Regions from separate parts of the Homo sapiens genome. Here region 2 is linked to region 1. A link is a loop called in an ENCODE intact Hi-C map of the cell type or tissue named here. Cell type or tissue: heart right ventricle. All regions are shown on one strand.

The links. Hi-C counts contacts between places; a loop is a spot of excess contacts. Peaks named below come from ENCODE experiments on the same cell type or tissue, not always from the same donor. Only the 100,000 strongest peaks of a DNase experiment are listed, where the experiment ranks them.
Region 2: it touches region 1 in a loop (5-fold over the local background); 14 of 110 quality-filtered maps call a loop at or near these places.

The regions. Positions count from the first base shown.
Region 1 is chr1:34,110,047-34,118,046 of GRCh38, forward strand. All of the region lies in intron 1 of CSMD2 (CUB and Sushi multiple domains 2), which reads right to left. It also overlaps the pseudogene RNA5SP42. Among named protein-coding and RNA genes, the nearest start is that of CSMD2, 51 kb to the right of the region's middle. In heart right ventricle, CTCF peaks have their summits at 3,513 (motif pointing left) and 4,085 (motif pointing right); no DNase peak of the experiment used is centred here.
Region 2 is chr1:33,873,023-33,881,022 of GRCh38, forward strand. The region is part of intron 5 of CSMD2 (CUB and Sushi multiple domains 2); the gene reads right to left. It overlaps CSMD2-AS1 (CSMD2 antisense RNA 1), which reads left to right. Exons shown (of 8, transcript NR_038372.1): 4 at 2,444-2,570; 5 at 5,148-5,328. Among named protein-coding and RNA genes, the nearest start is that of CSMD2-AS1, 8.1 kb to the left of the region's middle. In heart right ventricle, a CTCF peak has its summit at 3,037; no DNase peak of the experiment used is centred here; H3K27ac peaks cover 840 bases.

The DNA of each region.
Region 1 (8,000 bases):
AAAAAAAAAAAAAAAGACATATATGAGACTAACAAGCATATAAAAAAAGCTCAATATCATTGATCATTAGAGAAATGCAAATCAAAATCACAATGAGATACCATCTTACAGCACCCAGAATGGCTACTATTAAAAAGTAAAAAAATAACAGATGCTGGCAAGGTGGTGGAGAAAAGAGAATGCTTATACACTGTTGGTGAGAGTGTAAATTAGTTCAACCATTGTAGAAAGCAGTTTGGTGATTCCTCAAAAACCTAGAAACAGAACTATCATTCAACCCAGCAATCCCATTACTGGGTATATACACAAAGGAACATAAATCATTCTACCATAAAGACACACGTTTTTATGTTCATTGAAGCACTATTCACAAGAGCAAAAACATGGAATCAACCTAAATGTCCATCGATAGTAGGCTGGATAAAGAAAATATGGTACATATACACCATGGAATGCTATCCAGCCATAAAAAAAAAACCAAGATCATGTCTCTTGCAGGAACATGAATGAAGCATATATATTAAGATCTCCATCTTAAGCTAGAAGTCATTATCCTTAGCAAACCAACACAGGAATAGAAAACCAAATACCACATATTCTTACTTATAAGTGGGAGCTAAGTGATAAGAACACATGGACACAAAGAGGCAAACACATGGACACAAAGAGGCGAGCAACATACACGAGGGACTACCTGAGGGTGGAGAACGGGAGGAGGGAGAGGATCCAAAAAATAACTATTAGGTACTAGGCTTAATATCTAGGTGACAAAATAATCTGTACAACAAACCCCCATGACATGGGTTGACTATATAACAAACTTGCACATGTACCCCTGAATCTAAAATAAAAGTTAAAAAATAAAATAAAATGAAATAAAATATTAACTAACCCCCTACTTCCATCGCTGGCACCTCCAATCTCCCTTACCTGCTCTATGTTTTCTTATTTCAATAGCATGTATCACTCTGTAGCACCCTATGTAATTTACTTATATATTGTACTTACTGTTTATTGTTTATTTCCTCCTGCTAGAATATTTACTTCACAAGAGAAAGGCCTTTGTTTTACTCACTGATGCGTCCCAAGTGCCTAGAACAGTAACTGGCACATAGTCAGCACTCAGTTAATATTGGTTGAATGAATGAACAAACTACAATCCAGTGCTTTTACAAAAGTACAATTCATATGGACCCAACTCCCTAAAGGCCTAGGAAACCAAACCAGTTGGTGTGGCTCTGTCTGGTAGCACACAGACCCAGAAACCCAGCCCACAATGAAAATCTGGGAAGGAAGGATCCTGAATGCCACTTGCCCATGACTTCCATAACCATCTCCCCACCAGACTGAGTTCCTTGGGGACACAGAGCATGGTCTGCCTTTTTTACCACTATATCATTGAGGATCCAGCACAGGGCTGCCACAGGATGCATGTGTCAGTAAGCAGGAAGTTGAAGGAATTTCAGCCATCATTTATCAGGCACTGACTGTGTGTGCCCCACACAATCATGACTTTGGTCCTTGCGTTATTTCTGTTAAACCTTCCAATATCCCAAAGAAGCAGGTATTATTCTTCATCCCATTTAACAAATGGGGATCAGGGTAAGTAGCTTGCCCAAGCTCACACATACAATAACATCTGGCAAAGCTGGGGTTCAAACACAGGATTCTCTGACTCCTGAGACTGAGATCTTAAAATATAGGCTCTACCACCTCACTGGTATGAAACAGGAAGGGAGGGAGAGAGAAAAAGATTTGGGCTGGTCATATGCCAGACACAGCATGAAGGCCTAAAAGAGCTGACCAGAGCTAAGAAGCTTTTCTCAACTAGACACGACTCCATTACAGCCCTGTCTCTGTCTCCCTGCCCCCAGAGGAAGGACAGAGGTGGCAGTCTTGGCTGAAAGGAACCTTATTTCAATAAATTCTTTCAAATTCTCTCTCTCTCTCTCTCTCTCTCTCTCTCTCTCTCTTTCTCTCTCTTTCTCTCTCGCAGTTTGAATGAACTGAGGGAAAAATATATCTGAGTGGGTGGACAGATAATCTAAAAATTGTGTCAGGGAGTAGTAGAGAAATGTACTTCCTCTTACAGTCTCTATAAAAGGAAACCCTAACAAGCTTATTGTTGCCCCTTGCCCATACACATGCAAACCAAGGTGAAAAACATGATCAGGCTGGGCATGTGGAGACACTGGGTTCAGAACCCAGCCCAGTGACCTCAGACTTCTGTTTAGAAGACATTGCCATGGCCATTTCCCCAGATGCCCAGTTCTGCCCTTAATGGCCTTTGCTCACCCTGGGCTTCCCCAGTCTTGTCAGCTGCAGCCCCAGCCTATATAACTACCTGCTGTCCAACCGCCTCCACACTGCAGCAGACAGCTCTATCTATAGGCACTCCAGCCATGAGGTAACTCAAAGGGTTTCCCAGTGGACTGCTCTGCAGAGTTATGTGAATGAATGTCCTGGAGACCCTTCAAAGCCTCCAGAAATACTTCCAATACTAGCCTTCTTCTCCTGTGGGCATACTATGCTTTGTCACCATGCCAGAGACTGGGGCATGAATTTCTGGGTCATATGGGCAGCCTTGAGAAAAATCAAAAGTATATGTTGAATGAATGAATGAATGTGCCTTCCAATAAGATAATCTATAAAGAGTAAAATCTATATAGGCCTCTAGAATCTAGTTAGTCCAATGCTAGAGATTTCTGGCAAGAAATTCACAGGCTTGGGAGTAGCATGGGGATATAGAAAGAAAAGGATTCAAGCCAATTCAATGGATTTTTACTAGGGCCTCCTAAAAGACAGTCTGACCCTTCCCTGACAATGCTCATGGCTGAGGGGCAGCTGGTGTGTGGGTGTGTAATATAGGAAAGCAAGGAATTTATAGAAAGGAGAAAAAGAGATCTACGGCCATACCACCCTGAACGTGCCTGATCTTGTCTGATCTCGGAAGCTAAGCAGGTTCAGGCCTTGTTAGTACTTGGACGGGAGAAAGGAGAAAAAGAAGGACATGGATGGGAAGGTAGGACCCAGCTTCAACCCCACCATTGTGAGCTAAGCTCTACTCCTGGCTGAGTCACTCATGGCTCAGACTTCTTAACTTGGGTTTGGAAATGGTTGTGTCTCTGAGCTTCCTCATACCCTCCTTGTGACACTTCCCAACTGAATTCTTAGGATCAAGAGGTATTTATCTCCCCATGCCCTCCAAGAGAAAGTGTGGGTCTTAAAACGCATGAGTTGAGAGAGCCAGAGGTGTCACACATGGGTGGCAGAGCAGCGACCCAGGACCTGTGACTCCTGACAGTTGTCACAGATGCAACATCCTCTCAAAACATGTCTAACCTTGAAATGGCTAGGAGCACATGTTCATCCATAGCATGAATAATATGCAAGACGCACATGGGTGAACAAAGCAAGACCATCACATGCCCCATGGTCACTTGTTAGCTGGGAGAGACTTTATTATGGCCCAACAAGACCTTTATAATTGTAAATCCCTGGCGCCCCCTCATGGCCCTTACAGTCCTGTGGCTTCTGCTGAGGGGCAGTGGGGGAAAGGTGCCTGGAGGAGGTGCCAGGGGCTTGGGAGTGACATCAGCTAGATGGCAGAATAGGAAGCCCCAGACATTCTGCCCCACAGAAACACTGACTTAACAACAATACACAGTCCAAAAAAGCCTTTATGAGAACTCTAGAAACCAGTTAAGAAGTTACAGTACCCCAGGCAAGCTCAAAGTGAAAAGCCACCATATTGAAATGCATAAGAAAAATTGTTTCATGTCAACCATAAAAACCCTTCTCCCAACTGTCACAGTTCAGTGAGACTGAAGGAAAAAGTTCAACTTGCAGCTTCCCCCTTGGAAAGGAAAGAGAAGAGCATAGCATACATTCAGTGTTCCCACTTTTCAGTGGGCTGCAGAGGGACCGGTTTCTGTCTCACCTGACAGAAACCAGAGTGCTGATGGGGAACCAGCATACTTTCAATGCCTGGGGGCCATGGAGAACAAAAGACAGTTCACTGGCTTTTTGCAACACCAGAGAACCTGAGTACCATAATCAGACACCAGAGGGAGCAAGAAATTACAAACCCTTGAAGGAAAAACAAACAAGACCCAGTAAACCTCTTTAATTAAGAAAGTACACATGCAAGCTCAGAGAATATATATCCCAAGGAAAGCCCCCAGAACCTCTAGCTGCTGAAGACTTTCCCTTGTGTAAAACTACTCTGTAAAGACTGGGAGAACTCCTTTGTTGTTGTTGTTGTTGTTGTTGTTTTTCAAATGCAGAAATCACTAAAAAAATAACAAAGCACACTTAAAAAAAAAAAACGAAAAACAAGGCAACATGGCTCAACTAAAGGAAGAAAATAGGCTGAGCACAGTGGTTCATACCTGTCATCCCAGTGCTTTGGGAGGCCGAAGCAGAAGGATAATTTGAGGCCAGGTGTTCCAGACCAACCTGGGCAAGATAGCAAGACCCCCATCTCTAAAAACAATTTTTTTTAATTAGCTGGGCATAGTGGTACACCTATAGTCCTAGCTACTCAGGAGGCTGAAGCAGGAGGATCACTTAGGCCCAGAAGTTGAGGTTACAATGAGCTATTATCACACCACTCCATTCCAGCCTGGGAAACAGGATGAGACCCTGTCTCAAAAAAAAAGGAAGGGTGGTGTACATAATAAATCTTCAGAAACCAATTCTAAAGAAATGGAGATCTATTAATTATTTGACAAAGAATTCAAAATCATTGTCTTTAAGAAGCTCAATGTGCTACAAGAGGACACAAATAGACAAACTAAATAAAATCAGGAAAATGATGCATGAACAAAATGACAATATCAACAAAAAGTTAGAAACTATAATACAAGATCAAACAGAAATTCTAGAGCTGAAGACTATAATAACTGAATTTAAAATTTTACTGGAGGGGTTCAATAACAGACTTAAGCAGAAAAAAGAATCAGTGAACTCAAAAACAGGTCATTTGAAATTATTAAGTCAGAGGAACAAATAGAAAAAAGAATGAACAAAAGTGAATAAAGCCTAAGGAACTTAGAGGACCCCATAAAATAGACCAATATGTGTGTTATGAAAGTCTTAGAAGGAGAAAAGAGAAAAAAAGGAACAGAAAGCTTATTTGAAAAAAATAACGGCTGAAAACTTCCTAAATCTAAAGAAGAAAATCAAAATCCAAAGTAAAGAAGCTTAAAAGACTCCAACTACAATGACCCCAAAGAAGTCAATATTGAGACAAGAAAAAGTTAAAGACAAGGAAGGAAAGAATCTTGAAAGCAGCAAGGAAACATGACTCATCACCTACAAAAGAGTTCTCATAAGATTATCAGCAGATTTCTCAGCATAAACATTACAAGCCCAGAGGCCAAAGAGGTGATATATTCAAAGTACTGAAAGGAAAAAGAAACCATGCCAACCAAGAATCCTTTATCTAGCAAGATTGTCCTTCAAAATGAAGGAGAAATAAAGACCTTCCCAGGTAAACAAGGTGAGGGAGTTCATCGCCATTAGATCTGCCTTATGAAAATTATAATTAAAGGACACACCAGACAGCAACATGAAAGCATACAAAAATATATAACTCTCTAGTAAAAATAAATATATAGACAAATAGAATCTTGTAATACTATAATAGTGATGCCTAAATCATTTTAATTCTAGTATAAAACTTAAAAGATGAAAGTATAAAAATATAAGTATAATGAATACAAAATTGTAAAAGGTGAAATTCGTGATATTGCTAATACAAAGTGTGTAGGGAGAAAGAAGGTGTAATAGCGTGAAGTTTTTATATGCAACTGAGGCTTATTATCAGTCTAAGACATATTATTATAATTATAAAATATTTTATGTAATCCCCATTGTAGCCACAAAGCAAATAACTATAGAAGATGCACCAAAGAATATAAGAAATCAAAGAATGTCACTACAAAAACAATCAACAAAACACAAAGGAATGTAGCAAGAGAGGAAAAAAGGAACAAAGTAACTATAAGGCACACAGAAAACAATAAGAAAATGGTAATAGTAAGTCCTCTATCAGTAATTACTTTCGATGTAAATGGATTAAACTCAGCAATCAAAAGACATAAAGTAGTTAAACTGACTTATAAAAACAAGATCTAACTATATGCTGTCTACAAGAGACTCGTTTTAGACATAAGGACATACATAAATGAAAAGTAAAAGAACGGACAAAGATATTCCATGCAATAGGCTAAAAGTGATAGAATAGAAAAAGATTTTTCATGCAAATGGTAACCAAAGACAGCAAGGTGATTATATAATTATATTAGAAAAAATATACATTAAATCAAAAACTGTCACAAGAGACAAAGAAGACATTGTATAATGAAAAAAGGGTCAATTCAACAAGGAAGATATAACAATTATAAACATATATGTACCTAACAGAAGAGCACCCAGATATATGAAGCAAACATTGACAGAATTAAAGAGAAAAATAGACAGTAACATGATAAGGAAGAGAGATTTCCATACCCCACTTTCAATAATGGATAATTAATCAAACAGAAAATCAGTAAGGAAACAGAAAACCTGAACAAGACTATAGACCAATTGGACCAAATAGACATATCTAGAATACCCTACCCAACAACAGAATATACATTCTTCTCAAGTGCGTATGAAACATTCTTCAAGACAGATCACATGCTAGGCCATAAAATAAGTCTTAACAAATTCAAGAAGATTAAAATCATACCAGTTACATTTTCCAACTATAAAGGAATAGAACTAAAAAGCAGCAGCAAAAGGAAAACTGGAAATTCATAAATATATGAAAATTAAACACCATACTCTTGAAGAACCAATGGGTCAAAGAAAAAATCACAGGGGAATTAGAAAATATCTTGAGACGAATGAAAATAAAGATAAAGCATGCCAAAAACTTACAGGATGCAGCAAGTGTTACTAAGACAGAAGTTTACAGCAGCACATTGCACATGCATTAAAAAAAAGAATGATCTCAAATCAATAACCTAACTTTACATGTAAAAGAACTAGAGAAAGAACAAACTAAACCTAGAGTTATCAAAAGGAACAAAATCATAAAGATTAGAGCAAAAACAAAGGAAATAAATAATTTTTAAAATGGGGAAAAATAAACAAAATTAAGAGTTGATTTTTTTCTTAGTTAGACTAGCTTAGAAAAATAGAGAAGCTCAAATAAAAATCAGAAATGAAAGACAAGACCTACAATTGATGACACATAAGTAAAAAGGATTATAAAAGACTACAATGAACAATTGTATGCCAACAAATTGGATAACCTAGAAGAAATTGATACATTTCTAGAAACATATAACCTACCAAGACTGAATCATGAAGAAATAAAAACTCTAAACAGAATTAGAGCTAGTGAGGAGATTGAATCAGTAATAAAAAACCTATCTACAAAGAAAAGCCCAGGACCACATGGATTCACTGGATAATTCTACTAAACATTTAAAGGAGAACTAACATCAATGCTTTTTAAACTTTCCCCCAAAATTGAAGAGGACAGAACACTTCCAAAATAATTTTATGAGCCTAGCATTACCCTAATACCAAAATCAAAGATACTACAAAAAAAAAAGAAAACAAACAAACAAAAACTACAGACCAATATACCTGATGAATACAGGTGCAAAAATCCTCAACAAAATACTAGCAAATGAAATTCAACAATATATTAAAAGGATTGTACAGCAAGACCAAATGGAATTTATGTTTGAAATGCAAAAATTTTGTTCAGCATATGAAAATCCATCAATATAATATCCCATGTTAACCACATGATCATCTCAATGCAGAAAAAGCATTTGAAAAATTCAGCACCCTTTCATGATTAAAAGAAAAAACACTCAGCCAGGCGTGGTGGTGGCTCATGCCTGAAATTCCAGCACTTTGGGAAGCTGAGGCAGGTGGATCACCTGAGGTCAGGAGTTCAAGACCAGCCTAATCAACTTGGTGAAACCCCATCT
Region 2 (8,000 bases), 240 kb before region 1:
CTAACCTGCCATTGTATGTTGGGCATATGGGGGGCAGATAATTTATCTCCTTAGCTTTTCAAATCACCAAATCTGTAGTAACAGTATTCTAGAACTTGTACTTAAGGAATTATACCCAAGAGCCTCATCCACACCTGCACCTGATTTAGATGATGAGATCCTGGACTTTCAGTTGGTGCTCCCACGGGAGGAGATGTTAGAGACCTTGGGAAGGATGATTGCATTTTGTGTGTGGAAGGGACATGTATTCTGCATGTGGAAGGGACAAGAATCATTGGAGAGCCAGAGGGTAGATTGTGATAGGCAGCTTCAGAAATGACTCTAAATTTCTTTCTCTTCTGGTATTCATGTCCTTGTGCAGTCCCCTCCCTTTGTGTGTGGGCTGGACCTAGTGATTTGCTTCTAAAGAATAGAATACAGAAAAAGTGATAGAATGTCACTTCTCATATCAGGTTATAAAAGACTGTCACTTCTGTCTTATCCTCTCTCTCTGGCTCTACTCTCTGGCTTGCTCTGATGAAGCAGCTGGGTTGAAAGCTTCCCTTTGGAGAAGAACTGAGGGCTGTCTCTGGTCAATAGCACTGAGGAACTGAATCCAGCAAACAATTATGTGAAGAAACTTGGAAGCTTGTCCTCCCCTCTAGTTGAGCTTTGAGATGACTGCCGCCCTAGTGGACACCTTGATTGAAGCCTTATGAGAAACCCTAAGCCAGAGAACCCAATTAAGCTACGCTTACATTCCTAACACAGAGAAAATATGAGCTAATAAATGTTGTTTCAAACCACTAAGCTTTGGAGTAATATGTGACACAGCAACAGACACCTAACGCACCTGCCCTAAGGTCGGGCTACACTGCATTTTCCCCAGAAACATTACACTCTCTCCTCCCCAGGGCCTTTGCACATACTTCTCATCTCTCCTACCTTTTAGGTCTGGTAGACTTCAACCTGTTCTACAGACTTAGGTCAGGTATCCCTTCCTCTAGGAAGCTGTCTTTGATGCTCCAACTCCCTTGTGTGTTCCCATAATAGCTTATGTAAGTTCATACAATGCCATCCCAATGCACAGCACATTATAGCAACTGTTTGTCCCCTCAACTGGTAGAGAAGGGAAGGGATCTTGCCTTATTCATCACAGTGCTCTAAAATTTAACACAATGCGTCACATGGAGTAGAATGATAATAGCACACTTTTATTGAATGCCTACATCATACCTGGTAAGAAATAATTCATTGCAGGATTTGGGCTTGTGTTAGATGATTTGGGTACTGTTTGAAGCCATTTAATGCAATTATTTTACTTAAGAAAAACATTCAATGAGAGCGGTACTTTAAACACCCCATTTTACAGACAACTTGAACAGCAGGTTAGGTGCTCAGTTCATGTTTGATGGAAAATGAACAATTGAATCATGAGAAGCATGTTTTTTCTTCTGTCCTGTGTCTCCCTTCTCTCAAGAACTCTTTGCAAATACCAGAGTATTTGTATTTTGTGTGTGGAAGGGACATGTATTTTGCATGTGGGCCAGAAGGCCTCCTGGGCATCTGGACATCCACTTTGTGCTTGACTGGTCATGTTACCTAGCTTGGTATTTCCAGATAAGTACCTGGATCTATCCCTGGGTGTCTCAAAGGGAGGGCTTGGTTAGCACCCAGAGAGTTTGATGGGCACCAGAAACCACACCTCCAGCTCTTCGCCCACAGCTGTGCCTCTGGCTCCCAGACAGAATCAGCATTTTCCTCTCCCCACACTCTGTCATTATAAACCACGTAAATTCCTCGATACCCATGTTACAACGAACAGATGCGGCTCTGTATTTTTAATGTATTATCTCTAATTAGCAGCAGTGGGCATGGAAGAACTCTGTGGTCCCTGGGGCTGTCCCTCACTGATGCAGCTGCGAGTACATTTGTGATGAAGAATCTGGCCAGGCTCCTCTGGCCCGCACAGCCCTGGCAAGTGGGTGAGGGAACTTCCATGTGCAAAGTATCTACTCTGCCAGGAAGTGGGAAAGGGCCGCCAAGGCCTGATCATCAGTCCACTGCTCATCTAGCCCCCACTCCCACCCCTCTATGCTGTCTAAATACCCTGAGAGGATGTCCTTCATTGGGATCCCAGAGACAGGGCAGACAACAGCCTCCAATGTCATGGGCAAAACAGATTTTTCTAGGTTTGAGGTCTGCAGTGTGAAGATCTGTGAAATGCAAAAAGAGAATGCTTCAGTGCCCAGGGCAAACATAAGGGGCGGGGGAACTGCATGGACTTCAGAAAAGAAGGGGGCTGGTTAGTGAGAGCAAATGTATGCTCCTTAGCTCTGTCCAAAGAGGAAGGGTATTTCTTATAATAAATGTCATGCTCATGACTGACATGTTTTGGGCGTTTACTATGGACTAAGCCCTATTTCTAAGTGTTCTCCAGATATCATCACGTATAATTCTAGAGGCAGTGTCAGCCCCCGGCCAATGACCACCATGGACCTCCCTGTAGTTGAACAAAGTTGGGTTTGCTGACTGGTGGCAGTGAGGGAGAATGCACACCACAGGGAGCTGTGCAGTGTCTCAGTAAGAAGGTAAGAAATAATTCACTGTAGGATTCGGGCTTGTGTTAGTTAATTGGGGGAGGGTTCAAGGAAGCAGAGCTTTGCCCTGGATTGGAGACTGGAGGTAGGTGTAATTCTCTGGTTGGGTACTTCATAAATTTTATTTACAAGGCAGGAGGAATGAAGGAAGATAAGAGTTGTAATTGGTAAAGAAGCAGCCATCACTCACATCAGCCAAGAGGTGGAGGGAGGGGGGCTGTTAAGTCATCTTTGTATTTTGAATAATGTTCTTGTTTTTGTCTGAATTCATGATGTTGAAATGGTCTTGTTTTTGTCTTCATCTATCAGGGTCCTAGAGTGGTTTTGTCCGGCATTGACATTCAGTGAAATTGTTTATGGTCAACAGGAGAACCCCAAGGTCTAGGTGTAGGTGCCAGGCCAGCTCTCGGCAGCAAAAGGCCTTACTGATAGTGCCAGGCCAGCTTGCAGCCATCAGGGGCTGCTGTTCTCCTTCTCAGCAGGCCCTGTTACTATGCCAGTTTACAGAAATAAAGAAATTGAGGCAAAGACAGATTGCCTGGTCTTAGTTGTCTCACAGCTGGGAAGCAGCAGAGATTCCAGAGTCCCTGAAAGTCAAGTGAGCATCAAGAGACAACAGAGGGAACTAAAGGGGAGAGTTTGTAATTACGGGAAGCCAGCCTGACCATGAGGGGAACTGGTCAAGAGATAGAACACAGGATTTGTAGTCAGAGATCTCTACCTTGGGAATCTGTCATTGCTACTTACTAGCCATGTGGCCCTGGGCAATTTGTCGAACATGAGAAATTCACTTTATTCTTATGTATAATGGCAACACCAAAAGCTGTTTCTCAGGGTCATATGGGAATAGAATGAGAAGACATGGCATAAAGAACTTACGTACCACTTGGGACACAGATGCTGCCCTGAGTATTTACTGAACGCCAGGCACTGTTCTAAGTCCCTCGCATGTATTTACTCATCTATTACAGCAACCCTTTATAACCTGTGGCTTGCAGGTGAGAAGATGGAGACACAGAGAGGTTAGGCGACTTGCTTGAGGTCACACAGCTATCAAGTAGCAGAACTCAGGCATCCTGGCTGCAGCACCCACACTCTACCATGTGTCATAGTAGCTGTGGGGTCATTGCTCCTTGTCCACTCTAAGTGCTCCAGATCATGAGCTTCAAGACCCTAGTCTTATTCTGATGGTGATTTAATGCCCTGGAACTCTCAAGGCCCCAGACTTTTGCTTGTGAATGGGTCTAAGCTGCTTGCTTGGCTCTGGTCCGGAGAGCATTCATTTCCTTTTAGAAGGTCAAAACATTCTTGGCATGACAGATAATATAGATTCAGGTTGCTGCAGTCTATAGATCAAATAAAACATAGTATTGCCTTATTAGTATTTCTACACCTTTCAGTAAGTAGTAGAGTCAGAGAAAACCCTGAAAAATGAGTATAAACTAAAGAGGGTAGGAGAATGACTCAATGCTGCAGCACAAGCCCTCTTTTGGCAAGATCGATGTGTGGGCAGAAGGCAAATGGCTGCTGAGAGGAAATGGGCCACACCTGGCTGGTCTTATTCTATCCTGTAATGGCAGAAAGCTGTTCAGGATGGCTATGGCGCACAGCCCAGGGCTGACTCAGCATTGCCTCTTCCTAACCTGTTGAGTGGGTTTATAGATTGTGTCACAAGTTCTGGGAAAATGAGAGGTCAGGATTCCTGGGCCCAATGGCTCGTTAACAGAGGTCCTGTGTGCCATCACCCCCTCCAGTCCTTGTCCCACTGGACTTGTCCCCCTTGTCGCACTGGGGGAGATGAGGGCCTGGAACTCACAGCAAAATTCTCTCTGTGGCTTGATGCAATCCCAGATCCTCACCATCAACCTTTGTGAGGCTCATCTGTTCTTAATTATATCTCTAAATCCCGAGGCATTACAACTCTGAGAATTTGGGAAATTTAGCTGCTTAGAGGATTCATAATAATCACAAAATCCCTGGTATTTACAGAGCTCCCTTTTGCAGACTGTGAAAGGCAGACAAGACAATACTGTAGTGGTAAAGGCACCCCGAAATTGCTCTCAAGTTCTCTTCACTGAATGCCAGGCCCTTAGTCTGTATTATTTTGTGTAGCTCAAGGGGGCAAATTGAAAAGAATACTTTTCCCTATTACTTTCTGAGAGAGACCACAGAGAAGAGAGAGATGTTAAGTTAATGTCGAAGATATGCCCAGGGTTGCTGCCAAGCCCCTGCCCTCTTTTCAGGATTGCGCTGCTGAAGGGAGGGGCTCCTGCAGCTATACTGGTACAAGCTGAGCTTGCCCCTTTCTAGCTGCAGCTGATTGGACAAGGAGTGGAGACACTCGACTGATGAGTGGAGCCAATCAGATTCTCTCTCTTGATAGTTTGAATTAAGAGATGTGGAAACTGGGAGTTGGGTTCCTGGATTTGAAGGTCAGGCAGACTCAGGGGCTGGAGTGACCATTTGGGACCAAGCAGAGAGAAGGGGAATAGACCATGTAATATCTGAGAGTTGCTTTTCAGCACTTTCTGCCCATGTATTTGTTCAGCAAATTCTCTGATTCCTAAGCCAGGAGCCATCCCGTGAGGCCGTTACTGCAAACAAGCTGAAAATCCTGCTTTGTTTCTTTTGGACACAACATGCTTTCCTTCAGCTTCAGTAGACGATGAGGCCAGCACCACATGGGCTAGATGTACATGAGATGTGAGCAACCACACTTCCCCTCTGACGGGGACAGACAGCATCACAGGTGAGTGGGAGACCCACATGTGGTCCATTCCAGACACCCCCGCTGCTTTTATTAGAAGCCAACATGGGCCTCCCTTGAGCTGCCAGGTGTTGGGTGCAGCTGCCCCTCACCTCCCTAGCTTACAGGAGAAGGACTGAGCAAAGTCTCTTCAAAGGAGCCATTATTGTGACACAGCACAGCCATCTGCTCCCCGCATTGATCTGACAGTGGCAGCAAGGGCTGAAAGCAGTAGTAGAGGCCCAGGAGCACAATTCAGTGAACAGCCCTCATTGATCTGTTTACCTGCTTGATGGCTGGCCAAACTCTCTGTGTCCGAAAGACACCCTTGGAAGGTCAGAGCTGGAAGGACACCTTAGGGAGGCCTGAGGACAGTCCAAGATTGTCACAAATGGGAAAAGCAAGCCCTAAAGATACTATTGAGATATGACCTTTCCAATTTCAATCAAGGGAACTCAGATAACTCCCACTGTTTATGGGACAGCCCTGGGGAGGGGGACAGGGTGCTATTGTGCTTTGTAGTCCTATTTGCCACAGGTAGTAAAGCAAAGAGAATATCTATTTATATGAATCCATAGGACTGAATCATAAGCTCTTGAACGAAAAGAAAAAGCACATTCTTCTTACCGCGGTAACAATGTGTGGTCACTAGTTCAGAACTCCCACTGTCCCTAAGCCACAGGATGCAGACCAACACAATCAAAGAGTTCTCTCGGCTGGAGGTTCCAACTGGAATGTGTGAGTTGGTGGCTTCTATGGTGCCAGCTTTTGCTTAGCCTTTGCTTGGTCACATATTCAGGGTCAACCTGCCCTGTCCCAGTGACAATTGTCTCCAGCAGGAAATTCATTATGAGCCCCTTTTCCACTTGTCGAGTAGATTCTGGAAATAGTCTGCTGTCCTCCCCACCACCTCCCACTAAGATCCCAGGAGCCAGGGATTTAGTCCCTGGAATCCCTGCAGCCTTGATCATTAACCACTCCACTTAAGTGTGGCCCATCTGTCTGGTTGGTCTGCTTCAATCTCTGGTCCCATTTCTTGCTCCCCCATGGGCTAGCAGTTTTGTGAAACTGTTTCTGGATGGATGGACTTTGGGCCTACTCTCCCAAGGGTTGGGATTTATCTTCCCCATATCTATTAACCCACAAATGTCCCTGACCTGAAAGTCACACAAATACCTGAGTCATGTGACCACCTCATTCCCTTAGACTTTGCCTTCCCAAAAATGCCAGTCCTGATGAGGGTAGGAGATTTTGTCTTACAATATTGGGTGGCTGATAGCAAGCATTGGTGTCTCTCCCCCATTCCTGCTCTAACCACCACCACTATAATCATGAGCATTGGTTTTAGATGAAGAAAGAACTGGCTTTGAATGCTGTTCCCACTACTAACTGTATGAACTTGGCAAGTTAGCAAACCACATTCTTCTGATCCTCCTTCTTCTTGTCCGTGTAAAGGGTGAATTAAAACCTACTCAAGGTGACAGGTGTAGAGCAAATGAGAGAACAAATGAGAGCATGAATATAAAGAATTTAGCATAGCGCATCACACCTGATACTAATATGTAACACTCATTGAGAGTTTATAATATGTTAAGTTCTATGCAAAGTGCTTTGTAAACATTACCTTATTTAATCTGCACAGTAATCTAGTAAGATCCTATTATCCAAAATTTTAAAATGAAAAACCTGAAGCTTGAAAGGTTAAGTAAATTGCTCAAAGTTAACAGCTAGTCAGTGGATGAGCAAACACTGATTGTGACCTCATGGAGACCAAAAATGATGATTTATCTAATTTAATGTCATTGTATAATGCCTATTATATACCAGGCACCCCAAAAATGTATGCTGAATGAGTGTATGGCTCCCAAGTCAGTGCCCCTTTGCATAGCTGGGTTGAGAGCTCAGCTCTGCCAACTTACTGCTTCTCTCTCTCTCTCTTTTTGAGGGAGGACATAAAGCTGTTTTTATTTCTGCCAGCATTTGTGTTCTTATCCCTAGTATGGCTATTACTGGATCTTTTAATACATTCAAACTTTCTATCTGAATGGATACATTTCCATACCACCTACTCTTTAATCAGAGATTAAGAGATCTTAACTCACAGATTCAGCACTTGGACAGAGCTAGGATTTTTGAGCTAATGTGTAGTCGGTATGGGATTTGCATTTAAAAACTATTTACATTAAAGTGTGACCCACATATGAGAAAAGACTGCGCTCTTCACTTACAGCTCAGTGGTTTTGGCTCTCTCTTTCTTCTCATAGTCTATGAGATGAGAAAAGATTTCCATAAAGATTTTATGAGTCCAAGAGAAACATTACTCAAACAGGATTTATTTCAAAGGCATCATTCTTGTGGCATGCTGTTTAAAGGGGAAGCAAAGCTCATATTGGTACAATTCTTATACTCAAAGAAAGTACAAATTTTGCAGAATATCCTCTTAAGACCTACCAAGGGGACAACTTCTTCAATTTGGTTCAAATTAGCAAAATATAAAGCATTTTCAGCATCTCTGGGCTCATACTTGAAACCAGTGATAAGTGACAATAAGAATATGATTTTCCCCCATTCACCCTGAAACAAGGAGAAAGGTAATTACTGTATTGTTATTTTTGGACCTTCATGCTCTGGGACAAAAATATATTTATGATGCCCAGGCACTGTGCTAAACACCA